Regions from separate parts of the Homo sapiens genome. Here region 1 is linked to region 2. The links are chromatin loops, found by intact Hi-C in ENCODE. Cell type or tissue: PC-9. All regions are shown on one strand. Links, peaks and the distances in the headings refer to the core of each region. The heading gives the core; the rest is flanking DNA. Region 1 overlaps PITPNM2 (phosphatidylinositol transfer protein membrane associated 2). Region 2 overlaps MPHOSPH9 (M-phase phosphoprotein 9).

Region 1 (9,092 bases), core at 425-8,424, 58 kb before region 2:
GCTACTCCAGAGGCATAGGCAGGAGGATTGCTTGAGCCCAGGAGTTCAAGGCTGCAGTCAGCTAATATGCAAATGGAGAAGAGGAAGCGCCTCCTAATTAGAAGCAAACAAACAGATGCCACAGAGACAGCCACAAGGTTGGCGAGTGAGTCCCCCGAATCCCACGGGCTCCCAAGTGTCCACTCCTGAGAGCTGAGCTCAGGGGCCGGCTTCCTTCCCAGCCCAATCTCCATCCTGCCAGCCTTTGTCTCTGTACTTCAAGAACCTGAAACTTCTCAGCACTCCCCAAAGATACCATGCACTTTGAGTACTGAAGGCTCATTCTGGTCCGTCTGCCTTTCCCCCTTTACTCCTGATAAACTCCTCCATATCCTTCAAAGCCCATTTGAAATGCTCCCTCTTGTATGAAATCTTCTCCATCAGATGTCAGCTGCTGCCTTCTCTCTGCTCTAGCTGCACTCTGTGCCTCCCTTCTGTGCATGTGCTATGCATTCTAACATGTGTCTATACCCCCATCCCAGGGGCTGAGTTCCCCTTCCTCACTGGATCTCTGATTCAGTGGGCACAGCAAGCACCTGCCAGATAAGGGAGGCAACTGATTCCCTCCTTCACGCTCACCCAGAACTGTCGATTTTGCTGAAAAAAAAAATATATATCTTTTTTTTTAAAGAATGAAACCTCATACCAGGACTCCCTTTGGAGATGAGGGCAAAGGCAAGTCTGGCTCTCTGAATCTGCCTCCCTATGTTCCTCGGAGAACACCCAGCACAGCAAGATTGGGAAGCTACTGTTCTGCCAGGGCTTGACTGGCGGGACAAGTGGGATACTCCTCTACAGAGAGGGAGGAGGCCCACCTTTGTGCCTGTGGGCTGACGAAGCCCTGGGGGCTCTGGGCCCTACCTGCAGCACTGGCAGACTTCCCACAAGCTCCTGGTCTGAACATCATCTCCTTCCACATGGCCGATCATAGAGCAGGAGCCCAGTGCAGAGGAAAACTAGGCATGTAGCTAAGGGCTGGGTTAACCTTCTCTGTGCTACTGTTTTTTTAATGACCCAAACAGCTCCTGGCTCCTGGATGCCTGGCTCCAGGTCCCACTGTGTGCCTGGGTTCAGATGCCTATCCATGCTGGCACTGTTCCAAGTCCCACCTACAGCCTCTCAGATCCCACAGCTGGCGCACTATCCTTAGGAAGCCCCTCCAGCTGAGGAGAGAGATGCACAGATGTGCCAGGCACTGACAGCCTGGGAGGCCTATTCCCAGGGGCAATCAGAAGACTAGAAAGCACTGAAAGAGGCAGTGCCCTGTAAGGACAGCTCTACATCCACAGAAAACACCACTAACAGAGCACCCAGGTGTGCAGGCATCCATGCCCGGGGGAAGTAAGAATTGCAGGTGACACGCGCACAGCCTACTCCGCAGACACCTACTCCTTTCTTCCACATGACCATATGCAGTAAGGACTAATAAGGTCTGCATTTCACAGAAGAAGAAACTGAGGTGCAGTGAGTTGAGGGGACTTGCCCAAGGTGTCCCAGGCAGTTAGGTTCTGGAACCTGCATTAACCACACTATACAATTCTCCATGCAGATAAAACAATGTGCAACGTAAAATGCTGCAGCCTCTCTGGAAAACAGTCTGGCAATTCCTCAAATATGCTGAACACAGAGTTACCATATGACCCAGCAATTCCACTTGTAGGCATGTGCACAAGAGAAATGAAACATGTTCAATAAAAACTTGTACACAAGCTGGGCATGGTGGCTCATGCCTGTAATCCCAGCACTTTGGGAGGCCAAGGCGGGTGGATCACCTGAGGTCAGGAGATCGAGACCAGCCTGACCAACATGGTGAAACCCCGTCTCTACTAAAAATACAAAAATTAATTGGACGTGGTAGTGGACGTCTATAATCCCAGCTACTCAGGAGGCTAAGGCAGCAGAATCACTTGAGCCTGGTAGGCGGAAGTTGTAGTGAGCTGAGATTGCACCACTGCACTCCAGGCTGGGCAACAGAGCAAGACTCCGTCTCCAAAAAAAAAAAAAAATCATGCAGCACTGACATATGGTACAGCACGGATGAACCATGAAAACATGATGCTGAGTGAAAGAAGCCAGACACAGACGCAAAAGACCATATCATCTTATGACTCCATTCATATGAAATGTCCGGAAAAGGCATTAGCCATTCTTCTTCTCTATGAGAAAAGACTGAGACCCAGTCAGACTCACCTGAGGCAGGAACAGTATCTAACGCCACCCCTTCCACTGTGTTTCTATAACTCCATATAACGTCTATAACTCCCTGGTTCCAGAAGCCTTTCCTGACTTCACATACGAAGGAACTGATCATTCCACGTGCCCCATTCCCCACACATACCCCACACTGACATTGATCAGAGAGCTCTGCCAGCCAGGTGCATGGCCACCTTTCCCAGGCAGCTGCAAGTGCCAGGAGCCACTCCTATTTGTTTTAGGGAAGGAACATTCTTTATTGAGCACCTAATAAGTGCCTGACACAGTGCACAGGCACTCTGTACTGGTTTTCTTATTTGTTTTCTTTCCTTTGGTCAAAGTTTTTTCAAACCTAGGCCATTTTGGGGAGATGCTTTAATGCTTCAAAAACACACACTTATGACCTCAAATATCCCCTTGCAGTGGGACATAGCATGGGCTGACCCTGGGCCAACCTGTGATGCAGGACAAGGTCCCTCCTGCCGAGATGCCACCTCCCCACTCCTCTCTCACTGTCATCAACTTGCCCTGCTTCTTGTTTCTATTAATAAACATATCCACAGCGAAGTATCAAAGAGTGAATGCAACATGTTTCCCAAGAGTATTTATCATTTGAATGAAAACTAGAAAGACGGCAATGCTTGACTAAAAGGAATAAGGGACCAATAGTAAAATTTCAGGCACTGGAGGGATAATGAAGAAATGGTTCTCCTTCCCAAGCCCCTCAAAGCACAAACCTTATTTATTTTTACGTCCAGCACATAGTGCAGCTCAGGCACACAGACGGTACTTAGTAAATGTTCGTCATGTGTTAAGTGGCCTACTTAAGGCCACTCCTCCCATCTGGGAACCAGCCCCCTAGAAAGCTGTAGTGCAAGCTCCATGGGGACAAACCATCAAGTTCCCTTTTCTTGGGGGTGGTGGAGTGAGTTCTAAAACCCACCACCAGTCCGGCATGGTGGCTCATGCCTGTAATTCCAGCACTTTGAGAGGCCAAGATGGGAGGATCACTTGAGGAAAGGAGTTTGAGACCAGCCCAGGCAACATAGCGAGATCCCATCTCTACATAAAATTAAAAAATTAGCTGGGTGTGGTGTGCGTCTGTGACATGCAAGTTCGAGACTGCAGTGAGCTAAGATTGTACCACCGTACTCCAGCCTGGGTGACAGAGTGATCTTGTCTCTAAAAAACAAATTCTTAAAAATAATAGTGCCCACCACTAATTTGTAGGCACAACCTAGACACAGCACTCAACCTCAGTTGTCACAGAACTCTGCCTACACCTGAGAATTGCCACAGAAATGCAAGGAAGTCCCCAGCAAGGTGTGTTAGAGTGCTGCATCCCAGAGCAGGAGGGAGAAGGCTGGGGAGAGGAAGGAAAGTGCTGAACAACATGTGCTGTGGGGGAAGATGCTGCCCTGAGCTACTTAAGGGCAGAGAGCTTGCCTCCAGCTTCCTTACTGTCTCCGCATCCTCGTCCAGCCTCAGAAGAAAACACTAAGAAGTGGCCTTCTGCAAGGACATGCCCACCAGAGCAAAGGGCAGTTGAGAATGGTCTCCTGGGGCAGCCCATACACCAATCAATGGAAGTAATTTCCAAGTTGTCATTCCTCAACAATACATTTACTGTGATGGGGACGATGAAGTTAAAAAACTGAAAGAAAAAGCAAACTGGATTTCCCTCCCCTTTGGCCTATAGATTCAGCTCCTCCCAAGACAGCAAAAGCAACATCTTTTCCTCCCATCCCCCACAGGCAGCCCTCATACTGAGGAGTGTAAAGACGACAACTGATTCTTCCCATGCTGAGCTGGGAACTTCACAGGTCTCATTCTGAATCCCACTAGCCACAGGAAACCTTAAAGCTTGTCATTAGAGCAGCCTTGCACACTAAAAAAGAAAAATACCAGCTTTCTTCACAGAGAAGCACATGGAAGTCACTCGATGCAATGAGAGGACACCCCACAGTGATCAACCTAAGTGTATGGGTCCTGGAGGTTTAAGGGAAACCTGTTCTTGGTGACACAGTTACCTGTAGGGCTGTCAGATCTCAGCCCCCACCAACCTTCCTTGCCCGTTGTATTCCAAGGGACTGAATCATGAATTTGTTTATTTAGAGACAGGTCTCACTCAGTCGCCCAGGCTGGAGTGCAATGGTGTAATCATAGCTCACTGCAGCCTTGACCTCCTGGCCTAAAGCAATCCTCCCACCTCAGCCTCCTGAGTAGCTGGGACTACAGGTACATACCACCACACCAGGCTAACTGAATCATGGGTTTAAACAAACCACCTTGGTAGACACAAGGCCTCTGGTTTGTGTTCCCTGGGGCATCTGGTGGCAGGAGAAGTTGTTTTAGTGACTGTCCTTACAGTGATGATCCCTGATCTTGGCCATTTCCCTGCATATGCCTCTAACATGAACCTATGACCCTGATGATACAGGCTCCCTGGGTTTGCTCGTCTGTCTCCCTTGAACTGTTAGCTCCTTGACAGCAAGACTCTCTTATTTGTTCGGGCCTGACACTCCATGGAGGCTCAGCATGAGCCAAGTGAATAATGCACAGGAGCACTGACTTTGATCTGCCCAAGGCCTGACATCGTCAAGACTGCAGCCCAGCTAAGGTGAAAATGCTGGTCCAGAGAGAGCTGCTGAAGGCCCAGAGTGCCAAGAATCCTCAGCTCACAAAGTCTCAGGCTCCTGCTGGCCAGCGGAGGCTGGGCTTGGCCTCTGTGGGTGCTGTCAGGACCCTGTGGCTTGGCTCTGGGACCCTGGGGCCAGCCCTTCTTCCCTTGGCCCTCAACCTCACTGGGACCATTCATTGTTTCAGCTGTAAAAACACTGGACCTGCATTCCAGAAGCCCAAATTTTGGCTCTGCAACTAGCCAGCTTGCCATGGGACTTTGGACAAGTCACTTCTTTTCTTAGGCCTCAGTTTTCCAGTGGGTTAGGTGTAAAGGTTGGCCTAGATGACTTCTTGCATCTCTCCAAGTCCACAAGAACCTTCTTTTAAGCAAGAGGCACCCAATGCCTCAGAATTCCTCTAGGCTCTACCTTTATTTATTTTGTTATTTTATTTATTTATTTATTTATTTATTTATTTTGAGATGGAGTTTCACTCTTGTTGCGCAGGCTGGAGTGCAGTGGCGTGATCTTGGCTAACCGCAACCTCCGCCTCCGGGTTGAACCTCCGGGTTCAAGCAATTCTCCTGCCTCAGCCTCCCAAGTAGCTGGGACTACAGGCATGCACCACCACATCTGGGTAATCTTTGTATTTTTAGTAGAGACAGGGTATCTCCATGTTAATCAGGCTGAAGCCTGGTCTCGAACTCCCGACCTCAGGTGATCTGCCCGTGTTGGCCTCCCAAAGTGCTGGGATTACAGGCGTGGGCCACCATGCCTGGCCTGGCTCTACCTTTAGAACACATCTGGGGCCCAACAGGCTCGCAGCCCCCACACACCCGCTGCCTCTCCCTGTCAGGCCTCTGAGCCCGAGCCAAGCCATCGCATCCCCTGTGACTTGCACCTATACGCCCAGACGGCCTGAAGTAACTGAAGAATCACAAAAGAAGTGAATATGCCCTGCCCCGCCTTAACTGATGACATTCCACCACAAAAGAAGTATAAATGGCCGGTCCTTGCCTTAACTGATGACATTCCACCACAAAAGAAGTGAAAATGGCCGGTCCTTGCCTTAAGTGATGACATTACCTTGTGAAAGTCCTTTTCCTGGCTCATCCTGGCTCAAAAAGCTCCCCCACTGAGCACCTTGCGACCCCCACTCCTGCCCGCCAGAGAACAAACCCCCTTTGACTGTAATTTTCCTTTACCTACCCAAATCTTATAAAACAGCCCCACCCCTATCTCCCTTCGCTGACTCTCTTTTCTGATTCAGCCCGCCTGCACCCAGGTGATTAAAAGCTTTATTGCTCACACAAAGCCTGTTTGGTGGTCTCTTCACACGGACACACATGAAACTCCCTATTGCAATTGTTTCCCCACAATCACCCAGCTTCCTCCCTTCCTCCCATCCAGCCTGCTCTCATCACCATAGCCAGAAACCATCCTTTTAAAGCACAATTCGGATCCTGACCCTCTACTGCTCAAACATTTCCGAAGCTTCAGGTCACTCAGAGTCAGGGCCAAAGTCCTGATACAGCCTGCAAAGCCCTGATCTAACGGGGCCCTCAATATTCTCTGACCTCCTCCCCTGCTTCTCTTCCCCTCATTCACTCACTCCAGTTTCCTGAACATCCTGGACAAGCTCCTGCCTCAGGGCCTTTCTCCCTGAGCTACCATCCTGGCTCACTCCTCACCTCCTTCAGGTCTTCGCCTAAATGTCCCCAACTTGGGAGGCCTTCCTTTCCCCTGCTTCTGCAACTCTGATCACCATCTGATGTGCTTACAGGTTTTACTGACTATTTTCTATCGAGTGTCTACCCCCACTAGAATACAAGCCCCAGGAGGGCCAGAAGTTTTTAACATTTTATCACGTCTTTATGCCCAGCTCCTAGAATAGTAGGTACTCACTAAATACGTGTGGAATGAATCGCTGCTGATCCACTGAGGGGTCAATCGTGCTGCTGAAATGAAGAGTCAAGCTATTCAACCCCCTGGCTTGAATGGCGCCATCTCAGGAACCCCTCAGAGAATTCCAAGCTCTGTACACTGTCTCCAGGAACAAAAGCGATTGTCCCAGGCAGGGTTCACATCTCAGGAAGTGTGTGAAGAAACAAAGAAAGGAAGTGACACAGGGGACACAGATCCAGAAAGCTCCTGCTGACGACACCTGGTTACCGGGAGGCATGAGGGCTCAGCGCATACGGGAATGCCTCCAGGCACCTGGAGTGCTGAGCCGTCATGCCTCCAGCTGCCTCCCTGCAGGTGGGATGAGGTCATCAATGTGAGTGCACTGGATACCCACCATGGAGAAGTACTGGAAATGAACCGAAGACAGGGGCTCTGTACTAGAGCCAAGGGAAGGCAGAAACGAGAGGAAGAAGGAAAAGAAAGGTGGTGAGAAAGAGTTTCCCATGCTGAGAACCTGCAGGCAGAGATGTAGAGAAACCCCCAGCCCCAGACCACCACTGACCAAGACAGCAGGGCACCCGGCCTCACATGCCCTCAGGTAGGCCAGGCCAGCTTCCTTCCTGGCCCTGCCTGTCCTGAAGAGCACAAGTGAAACAGACCCATGCCCATCCCCCTGCAAGCATGGTATGCCTGCGCAAACCTCAACAAGTGACCAAAAGCATCGCCCAGAAACAATCGTCTTGCCACAGGCCCCCTGCTTCTTCTCTTCACCCCAGATAGCCTGCTCTCAACACGGCAGCCAGAAGACATCCTTCTGAAGCACAATTCGACACAAGCCAGAGGAATGCAGGCTTCTGCCACCTTGTTGAAAGTAAAATACATTCTGGGCCAGGTGTGGTGGTGTGCACCTGTAGTCCCAGCTACTCAGGAGGCTGAGGTGGGAGGACTGCTTAAGCCCAGGAATTCAAGGCTGCAGTGAGCCATGATCACACCACTGCACTCCAGCCTGGGTGGCAGAGCAAGACTCCATCTCTAAAATAAGTAAATAATTCCTTTAAAAAAAAAAACAGGAAGAAAAGAAAGTACATTCTCAGGAAGACATGCTGCATCAGAGCAAACAAGGCAAATGCAGGGGTCAGTCCCCAGAGCTCCGGGGAACAGGAAGAAGAGGAGACTGAGAAGAGCCAGCAATTTCTGGCTAAAGCCCTGCGTACTGAGCAGCGTCAGGTGTGTGTCAAAGAACCATATCAATAAACAAAATGTAGATGGGAGCAGTCAGGAGGGGCACAGGTGACAGAACTGGCCAGGGCATGACATGGGTCATCAGATTGTGCCCAGATCTCTACCAAGCTCTGTGGGGACAGCAAAGGAGCTGAGGAGGAGCTCTCTGTGGACTTCAGGGCAGCATCTTTGCTCCAGGGCATGAGGGCACTCAGCCCTCTACTTCCTCTCCATAACCTCCCCATGCTCTGGGCTCTCTGGGCAGCCTTCTAACATGCGAGACTTATCACAGACCTAAACCTCACAGGGACGGACAGGCCTGCATTCCCATGTGGGACTAGGGCTGCCTGAGAGGAGGGACTAGGAAGCAAGGCCCTCGCTGCAGGTAGGGCTCTGCTGCTGCTACGGATGGAGATAAGTCCCTTCTTCACCTGGGATGGGACTTCATCCAAGGGGCTGGAGGTGGGGATGGGGGTACAGCATGGGGAGGTGGGGACGTGCCCTGGAAAGTCTGTGTCATTGCTGCTGTGGTCTGAGGCCCTGCCCATGTCATGAGCTCTCTTTCTCCTCAGGAGACAGTGACCTTTTGAGGCCTGTCACAGAGACAATGGCAGGAAGTGCCCCTCCCTGCCTGAGCCACGGGGAGTCCGGAAGGAAGCCACTGCCTGGGCCCAGGACCCTCCCCGCTGAGCTCTTGCCCAAGGGACACTGAAGCTCATGGCAATGCCAGAAGCTCTGCTCACCAATGCCGAATGGCAAACATCTTCAACTGTGAGGGCTAAGGGCAAATATTCTCCTTGGCTGGGACCCTCCTCTTTAAGGCAGACCCCTACTGTGAAAGACAGCCAGGCAGTAGGAGACACAACCCCAGCTACCCCACCCACCACCTGCCACCCCCACCTTCTGGAAGGAAGGGCTCTGGATTCCTCCACAGCAAGGAGCTTTTCTAAAAATAAACCCTGGTCCTTGAGCCCTTTCCTTCCTCAGTCCCTTGTGGAGGAGAGAGGAGAAGGAAAGATCTCGTTCTTAGCGAACCCCAGGGAGTGTGGCCTCCCTCCACCCCATGACTCTCGCTACCAGGGCCCGGTGGTCACTATGCCACAAACTCCCAAG
Region 2 (9,092 bases), core at 463-8,462:
GAAAATGAGTTATATTCATGTAGTTTTCAAAGCTTTCCAAGAGTCCATTATTACTATTCTGATATTCACTCTAAGACACGTTTCAAATACGAATTGCATTATCATTTTTTAAAAACCTCAACACAACTGAAATCCAAGGTACACTGTAATTGTTTATGTATTCAGCATGTACTAGTCTATCATTATGGAAGCTATTAAGCTTTATTTTTTAAAAACTGAATTGTATTTACAATGTAGAACAAGTCTATAAAATTGATGTGCAGTTAATTGTAAAAGGATAACACTATTTGTTTAGAAACAAGCTGCTTCCTCTGTTTATATTTCCTTATTCTTGATATAAATTGGAGACAGATACTATTTAAAAATAATGCTTTTTAAATAGTAAAATATACAAGAGATTCCTGAGCATAACAAAAATATCTTGAAAATATGTGGCCATTTGAAGTATAAAATAGCAAGTGTAAGAATAGCATGATTGTAAAACTACTGTTTGAAGGCTTATAAACAGTACAAAATAGTTTGCCTTTTCTGACTGCATAATTATACATTAGTGCAAACAAAAATGTCTCAAAATTTAATGGCTACAAATCTCAAAGATTTGCAGAGGTGCGCAAAACATGGAATTTCTTTAGCGTCATGCGAACTGAACCCAGTTCTCGATTAATCCTTTCCAAACGATCTTCCAAGGCTTCCTAGGTGAAAACAATGGGAAAAGTTTAATTAGAATTCTATACCAAGTTCTATAATCACCACCAAACTGACCTTTCTTTTAGCAAAAGAGCAAGTATAAACACTAAAATTACAATTATTTTGCTTTCTACACGAAACATCTTATGATTTCTTTTAAACTGGACAATATGAATTAGCTTTTCAACTATTCCAAATAACTGCTGTACTTTAAAATATTCTCAATATGTTTGACACATTGAGTATATGGAAATTCTAGTAATAGCAATACAACCAACTGGAAGAGGATAATTCTTTGGCTCTGCTGAAGTGAGAACAGTACAAGAGGAGCCTAGGAGGTGCTTCACACATTTCACCAGAAGAAATGGACACATTTGATCAGTGCTGCATCCCACACATACATAGATCAAATAACTTTCTTCTCACCAAAATTTCTAAGTTAAAAAGGAAAAAAAAAAAACACTGAAGGATACTTTTCTTAAAAAAAAAAATAGATTTCACAATGAATTAACAATTGCTATTTTAAAATAAACAATATTACTGTTAAATAATACCTGGACTATATATCATTATACATACTTCTGTGTTTTTGTTGAGACAGGGTCTTGCTCTGTCACCCAAAGCTGAACTGCAATGGCATGATCATAGCTTACTGCAGCCTCAAACTCCTGGACTCAAGCAATCCTTCCACCTTAGCCTCTCGAGTATCTGAAACTACAGGCAGGCACCACCACACCTGGCTGATTTTAAACATTTTTTTTTTTGCAGAGACAAGATCTCACTATGTCACCCAGGCTGGTCTCGAACTCCTGGCCTCAAGTGATCCACCCACCTCGGCCTCCCAAAGTGCTGGGATTATAGGCATAAGCCACTATACCCAGCCTCATTTTAGTTAATTTATTCAGTATTAATTCCAATGGTGTCCTGAAATAAAACTTAAAATTTTTTTCTTTAATTATAAAAGGATTATAGAACACTTAGAATATAGAAAATTTAGAAGACAAATAAGCAAAAAAGAAAAAAAAACTGTTCCTCTTTCCTGTTTTTTCTGCATACATATATATGCATACCACTTTTATTTTATTTTTTTTTTTTTGGTTGGGGGAGACGGAGTCTCGCTCTGTTGCCCAGACTGGAGTGCAGTGGCACAATCTCAGCTCACTGCAACCTCTGCCTCCCAGGTTCAAGCGATTCTCCTCCCTCAGCCTCAAAAGTAGCTGGGATTACAGGTGCCCACCACCATGCCCGGCTCATTTTCATATTTTTAGTAGAGACAGGGTTTCGCCATATTGGCCAAGCTGGTCTTGAACTCCTGACTGCAGGTGATCTGATCTGCCCACCTCAGCCTCCCAAAGTGCTGGGATTACAGGCGTGAACCACTGCACCCAGCCGTGTATCATTTTTAAAAGAAAAATAAGGCCAAGCATGATGGCTTACACCTGTAATCCCAGCACTTTGGGAGACCAAGGTGGGAGAATCACTTGTGGCCAGGAGTTCGAGACCACCCTGGGCAACACTGCAAGGCCCTGCCTCTACAAAAAAATTTTAAAAATTAGCCAGGTGTGGTGGTGCATGCCTGTAGTCCTAGCTTACTCAAGGGGCTGAGGCCTCAGAGGTCAAGACTACAGTGAGCTATGATTGTGCCAATGCACTCCAGCCTGAGTGACAGAATGAGACCCTGTCTCAAAAAAATTAAAAGAGAAACCTAAGAAGAGAATCAAACTCTATCTCAATTTTTTTTTTTTTGAGACACAGTCTCACTCTGTTGCCCTGACTGGAGTGCAGTGGTGCAATCTCAGCTCACTGCAACCTCCAACTCTTGGGTTCAAGTGAACCTCCTGCCTCAGCCTCCAAGTAGCTGAGATTGCAGGCACACCACCACAACCGGCTAATTTTTTTGTATTTTTAGTAGAGACAGGGTTTCACCACATCGGCCAGGCCGGCCTCAAACTCCTGACCTCAAGTGATCTGCCCACCTTGGCCTCCCAAAGTGCTGAGATTACAGGCATGAGCCACTGTTCTCGGCCTCAAAATATCTTTGAATTAGGCCGGGCCCATGTGCCTGTAATCCCAGCTACTCAGGAGGCTGAGGCAGGAGAATCAGTTGAACCAGGGAGTTGGAGGCTGCAGTGAGCCGAGATTGCGTCACTGCGCTCCAGCCTGGTGACACAGCGAGACTCCGTCTCCAAACTAGATAAATAAAAGATTAGCCAAGACAACCCCACACCTTTTAAAAAATGATCACATTGGCAGGTATTTTTTTTTATTATTCTTTTTCAGAGACGGAGTCTTGCTCTGTCACCCAGGCCGAGTGCAGTGGCACGATCTCAGCTCAATGCAACCTCCACCACCCAGGTTCAAGCGATTCTCATGCCTCAGCCTCCCGAGTAGCTAGGACTGCAGGCGTGCACTACCACGCCTGGCTAATTTTTTGTATTTTTAGTAGAGATGGGGTTTTGCCATGTTGGCCAGGCTGGTCTTGAACTCCTGACCTCGTGATCCGCCCACCTCGGCCTCCCAAAGTGCTGGGATTACAGGCATAAGCCATTGCGCCTGGCCATGGCAGGTTTTTTTTTGTTTTTTTTGTTGTTGTTGTTTTCCCAAACATACAGGTTTCAGGATGGGGAAGAGCTTATCTTCATACACGGCAGGTAGGAGTAGAAATTGTCTCAAACATCCTGGGTTACAACTTGACATATATCCAAATCCTTAGAAATTTGCATTTCTTTGGACCTAGCATTTTTATTTCTGGGAATGACTCCTAAGGCAATACTTACACGTGCAAAGAGATATGTTTAAGAACTTTATTGCAGCCTTATTTATGATATCCAAAATTAGAAGCAACCCAAATTTCTACTAAAACATTCTTGGTTAAATACGTTACTGCTGATGGAATATTGTACGTTAATTTAAAAGGATGTTATAGAAAGATATTTCATAACATGAAAAGTTCAATTGAAAGTTTATTTTTTTTTTTTTTTAAGACTGAGTCTTGCTCTATTACCCAGGCTGGAGTGCAGTGGCACCATCTTGGCTCACTGCAACCTCCACCTTCCAGGTTCGAGCAATTCTCCTGCCTCAGCCTCCCGAGTAGCTGGAATTACAGGCGCCCACCCCCACACCATGCCCGGCTAATTTTTGTACTTTAGTAGAGACGGGGTTTCACCATGTGGGCCAGGCTGGTCTCGAACTCCTGACCTCAGGTGACCCGCCTGCATCAGCCTCCCAAAGTGCTGGGATTACCGGCATGAGCCACCACGCCCAGCCTATAAATTATTGACTAATATTTATCAGAACAAAAAGACAAAGTCAGAAAAAAAGAAGTTGGGGGCTGGGCACAGTGGCTGGAACTCCTGACCTCAGGTGATACACCAGCCTCAGCCTCCCAAAGTGCTGGGATTATAGGCGTGAGCCCCTGCGCCCGGCCTACGGCTCACTTTTTGAACCTCTACAGCTATTCAGTTTCCAAAGTGTAACCATTTTATCTGCTTGCTAATGGAAAGGAGTTCAGAAATAAATTACAGATTTGAGGAGGGAGAAATCAAACAAAAAGAGAGGCAATCTGTGAGCACTAACTTAGTGTAAAATCTGTTGAAAAGCATATTGCCATTTGCTCTCAAGTTAGTTTCTTGAAAATACAAGGGCATGAACACCTTCTTCTCTAAGTCTAAAGGTAAAATCAATTTTTATTCCTGAAAGCTAGCTTGCAGTTATAAAATTGCTATAATCAAACACTTCCCGTAAAAGCTAAAAGTTTTGACTGCTGCTTCAGTGTGTCTAATTTTCACTGTGCCATGATTTTTTAAACCCCTCTTAGATAACTGGAACACTGACTGGCATCAAGCCTCTAAAGCAGATTCAAGCTAAGACATTTCACCTGATTTAATCTTGTCTGTAAAGTGATTCGTCCTCCAGGAGAAGGCATCCTGCTTAGTGCTGCCTCAATCTGTTAACACACGAAAAAAATATGTTTAAATTACTGGCAGGGAGGTTTATCACACAGAATGGAAAGAAAAGGTTTTGGCTTAGTATTTCCTTGTCCATTTCATCTCAACTTAATTTCCCTCTGTCAATTAGTAACGACCACATGGCTCAAATCCGTTGCTAGCACAGCTCTGGTATGTTATCCCATTGTAATTTCCTGAGACAGGTTTGACTCAATAATTCCCTTCTCCTTAGACATAAGCATTAAGTTCAGAAAACAATTTTTAAAAATATTTGTTTGTTTTTACCTGGTCCTTTTCTTTTGTAAGTTCATCAAAAAATCGTTCTGTTTCAGCTAGGGTCCGAATTTTTGCTGTATATTCAAAATCATTCCCCTGTGGAGTGACTGAAACCGGCTTACACTGTTCGTAGCTAACTGATTTATTCTTCTCCCAGGCTGTTCTCACAGATACTTTCTTCACTCCATTTGGCACCGGTTCAGGGCAAGAGCTATGATTAACATGGTTATCGGTGGCTTTCTCAGAATAAGTTTTTTCTGTCAGAGAGGAGAGAAATTGCTTATATTTCTTATCAATTTTTCGTGTAGGTTGCATATATATTAAATATGTTGCCCAATTTCACTTTCTGGATATAGCTGCTATGTGGCCCAAAAAAGTAATGAAAAGAGATACAATAATCAATCTTATTTACTCAGTGCTTTTTTCTCCAAAGAATTCTGAAAGCTTTGCCCTCTGTTTGACAATCTTTGCAACTTCCCTTAATGAACTTAAGCAAACTTCATGTAAACATAAATGAACTTTAAGTAAACTTAAAGCAAAAAAAAAAAAAAAAGCTTAAAAACTAAATAATACATCACATTTAGTGGACATACACCAACACTAAACAGTTAATGTTTTGAGGGCCTACCCAAGTGATTTCACATACATTGTCTTATAGCTTTATTCCAAATTTAGAATATAAATGAGAAAAAAAAAGTTACCCAAAGCCTAAGCTGCATATAGAGAATAAAAGTAAAGAGAATAACTGAGCAGTGTGGCCCTGGTAATTAAACATCAACATTCCCTGTACCTCAGTTTCCCAACTTTTCAATGAGGATAACAACATTGACATAACAACACGTAGCATCATGAGTGCTTAGTTTCAGACGCCCTTGAGTGGGAAAATATTTAAGTGCAAGATATTATAATATTTAGAACACTGAGAGATACCAGAATCTCAAAAAATGAATGATTAAAACCATAACTAATATTTTTTAGGAAAAGATACCTTCCGAGTCATCTAGAGGAAGAAACTGGAGTTGCTTTCTTGGATTGGTACGTTGTAATGTAGACACAGGAACAGTATCTAAATCATCCAAAAGTATATCAAATCTATTGAATGAAGCAAGTTACTTGTGAGAAAAAAAATGTTAACTGATTTTCCCTATCTCCACTACAAAGATGAGCTGGCATCCAGCTAACTCACATATTTATGTATTTTCTTAAAAGAAAGCTGGTTATGTAATTGTCTAAAACTGAAATTTATTTCTATTTTCTAACAAAATTGTATTTACAAACTAAAGACTTAAAACACTTACCCATACATTATCTCATTTGATATTTATAAAAACCTTATGAAATAAGCAGGGTAGTTATTATTATCCCCGTTTTATAGAAGAGGAAACTGAGGTTCAATGTGCTTAACTCATCTCCGCAAGAGCCTGACAGAGTTGGGTCTGGAACCAAGAAGCAACATCCCTCCCCGCTAATAGCACACACAGCTGCCCACACTTCGGAGGGGACAGATTCTCAGCAGCACAGGTAAACATGCATTTGGTGCCAGGGCCATACCAGTAAAGCCCACTTTCCTGTACAAATGGCCCAAAAGTTTTCCCGTATCATAAACCTTTTCAGGAAAACAAAGAACTATCATTCTACATACAAAAGCTGACAGGGGTGCTGAGGTGATAATTTAAAATCTAGTAGTAGCAAGTTTACATAGTTAAAAACTGTGTTCATTGTACTGCAGTACTTTAGTTGTAGTATGACATTCACTTATGATTTAAATGAAATTCACAGAGTTCCCACTGGTAACTGAAAAATTAGTGATAGCTAGAGACATAAGTCAACATTTAGAAAAAAATCACTAATATAGTAAACTTTATTCTACAATTTTAGAGAACTTACCGAATTGGACTGCTCTCATTTTTGCTAAGCAGATGACTAAATCCTGGGGACAAGTTTTCTTTAGGGGATCGCTTTGGACTATAAGCCACAGTCACTGGTGTTAGCATAATCTCTCTTTTTGCTATAGAAGAAAATGAAGAGGAAATATTCTTTTCCTTCTATATGTATCAGCATAACAGTTTCTTATTCAGTATTTTTTTTCTAATTTTGAAAGGAATATAATTTCAACGTAAAACTTTGAGAGAGAAATAAGAGTGTACAAAAAAATAAAATCACTCATAATCCTAACACCTAGAGGTAACCACTGTAACACTGTAGTATATCAGACAGTACTTTCAGCACTCTGACTCAAAACTGGTTTTTCAGGATTTTAGAAGTCGACTGGAAATAAGATGGAAACAGCAGTACACTACTGAACATTCCTATAACACAATAATAAGAATCTCCTCAGCTGGTGTGAAAACGGAAATTCAGGACAGGAATTCAATGCTTCAACTTTAAAACCAACCTGTTATTGGCTAAAGAAAAATGGTGACTAATGCTAAGTACTTGAGATCAAATACATAAGAAGTATATTTGAGACTAGCTTGGATTAATTTGATTGAATTAATGTTTGGATAGCTGGCATTTTTAAGTATTAGTTGCAAACAATTTAGTGGACACAATAAATTATTAGTATTAGTTGTAAACAATTTACTGGACACAATAAAAAATCTCACTTTAATAAACAGATTTCTTCATTTACATTTGTAGTATCTATGTGATCAGACAATTTTATTTATGAACAAGATCTTATTTAGGGGTCCTCTGCTCAGAGTACTCTACTAGGTGCTGAGGATACAAGAGAAACCAGAAACAGGCAAGCAGCGGGCACAAATAGATTTGACTCAGAGATCACGCTTTTGAACCCAAGAGATGTACACATCTAACTCTTACTTGGAGTACTTGATTTACGATTTGAAGGTGGTAAAGATGATGATCTCTGTGAGGCCGAATTAAGTCTCTTTTGTCTCTGTTGGGCACACTTTTCTGGAGAACGACTTGCATTAACTGAAGTTTCAGTTTGCCGAGGATTTACTACAGCAGACCAAAAAAAAGCAAAACAAAAAACAAATCAAAACAAGCCTACGCTTCAGTTATCCACCTTTATTAACAGGTGGTTACACATGGTTACACACCAAGCCCCACAGCTTAGGTTCTGCTCAAAGCATTTATTCTCACCAGCTAGGTTATAGTGACTATTTGCAAATGCACCACATTATAATGATAAAAAATGCTTGATGAAGAAAAATATGGGAGTTTATAATGAATTCATTCTGGCTCCCTGTTTACAATCGGCATTCAAGGTGATTTTCAAGAGGGTTATTTTTAGAAAGCAGGTTACTAATTTATTTACTAAGAGACACTGCTTGGGAGATGTAACCGCAAAGACGCTGGCAGGATGACTAAGGGGTCTGAGAAAGCAAGCATAGTGGAAAAGGAGAGAAATGTATTGGTGACCTGGACCTGTGAAAAAACACAGTATTAAAGACACTACTTGCCTTATCTACAGATGCTCAGTAACCAAGAAAGAAGAGGAAATGTTATATCTCACTTCATGAATACCAAATGCCTATCACAGCCTTCTGATGTGTGCAAGTAAGATGGACTGACAGGAATTTTTCAAATATCCTTAGGAATGCCATGTAAGGCCAGGAGCAGTGGTTCACGCCTGTAATCACAACACTTTGTGTTTACACTTTGTGTTGTGTTGTGGAGGACAAGGCGGGTGGACCACTTGAAGCCAGGAGTTCGAGACCAACCTGGCCAACATGGTGAAACTCCGTCTCTGTTAAAAATATTAAAATTAGCCGGGGGTGCTGGAGGGCACCTGTAATTCTAGGTACTTGAGAGGCTGAGGCAGGATGATAGCTTGAACCCTGGAGATGGAGTTTGCAGTGAGCTGAGATTACGCACTGCACTCCAGCCTGGGCAAAAGAGTGAGACTCTGTCTCACTGTCTCAAAAAAAAAAAAAAAAAAAAAAGAATGCCATGTAAGCCTTTTTCATAATCGGAATGTAAGATTCAACTGGCTTTGTACAAAAGGTACATGTTATGCCAGAACTGTGATAAATTATTAACTAGGACATTCAATTCTCTATGAAACGGGGCTGAAGTAGCAGTAAAATAGCAAGTTTACAGAGCTAAAACTTTTAATTTCATTACCTAAATATTTTAATTTTAACGAAGGTAATATAAATGGGGAAAAGATATCTATATCCATCTATCTCAAACAAGGAAATACTCACTATTTGA

What was found. Peaks named below come from ENCODE experiments on the same cell type or tissue, not always from the same donor. Only the 100,000 strongest peaks of a DNase experiment are listed, where the experiment ranks them.
Region 1: it touches region 2 in a loop (7-fold over the local background); 12 of 110 quality-filtered maps call a loop at or near these places.

Annotation. Positions count from the first base shown.
Region 1 is chr12:123,098,597-123,107,688 of GRCh38, forward strand. All of the region lies in intron 2 of PITPNM2 (phosphatidylinositol transfer protein membrane associated 2), which reads right to left. Among named protein-coding and RNA genes, the nearest start is that of PITPNM2-AS1, 22 kb to the left of the region's middle. RefSeq lists enhancers at 5,620-6,360, 6,361-7,103, 8,539-8,748, 8,587-9,092. In PC-9, for the core only: no CTCF peak of the experiment used is centred there; DNase peaks (open chromatin) are centred at 4,305 and 7,035; H3K27ac peaks cover 2,740 bases.
Region 2 is chr12:123,156,217-123,165,308 of GRCh38, forward strand. MPHOSPH9 (M-phase phosphoprotein 9) reads right to left here. Exons shown (of 24, transcript NM_022782.4): 18 at 9,086-9,092; 19 at 7,734-7,874; 20 at 6,798-6,918; 21 at 5,899-6,002; 22 at 4,920-5,167; 23 at 4,565-4,633; 24 at 1-692. The coding sequence ends at 591. Among named protein-coding and RNA genes, the nearest start is that of PITPNM2, 9.7 kb to the left of the region's middle. In PC-9, for the core only: no CTCF peak of the experiment used is centred there; a DNase peak (open chromatin) is centred at 7,265; H3K27ac peaks cover 1,839 bases.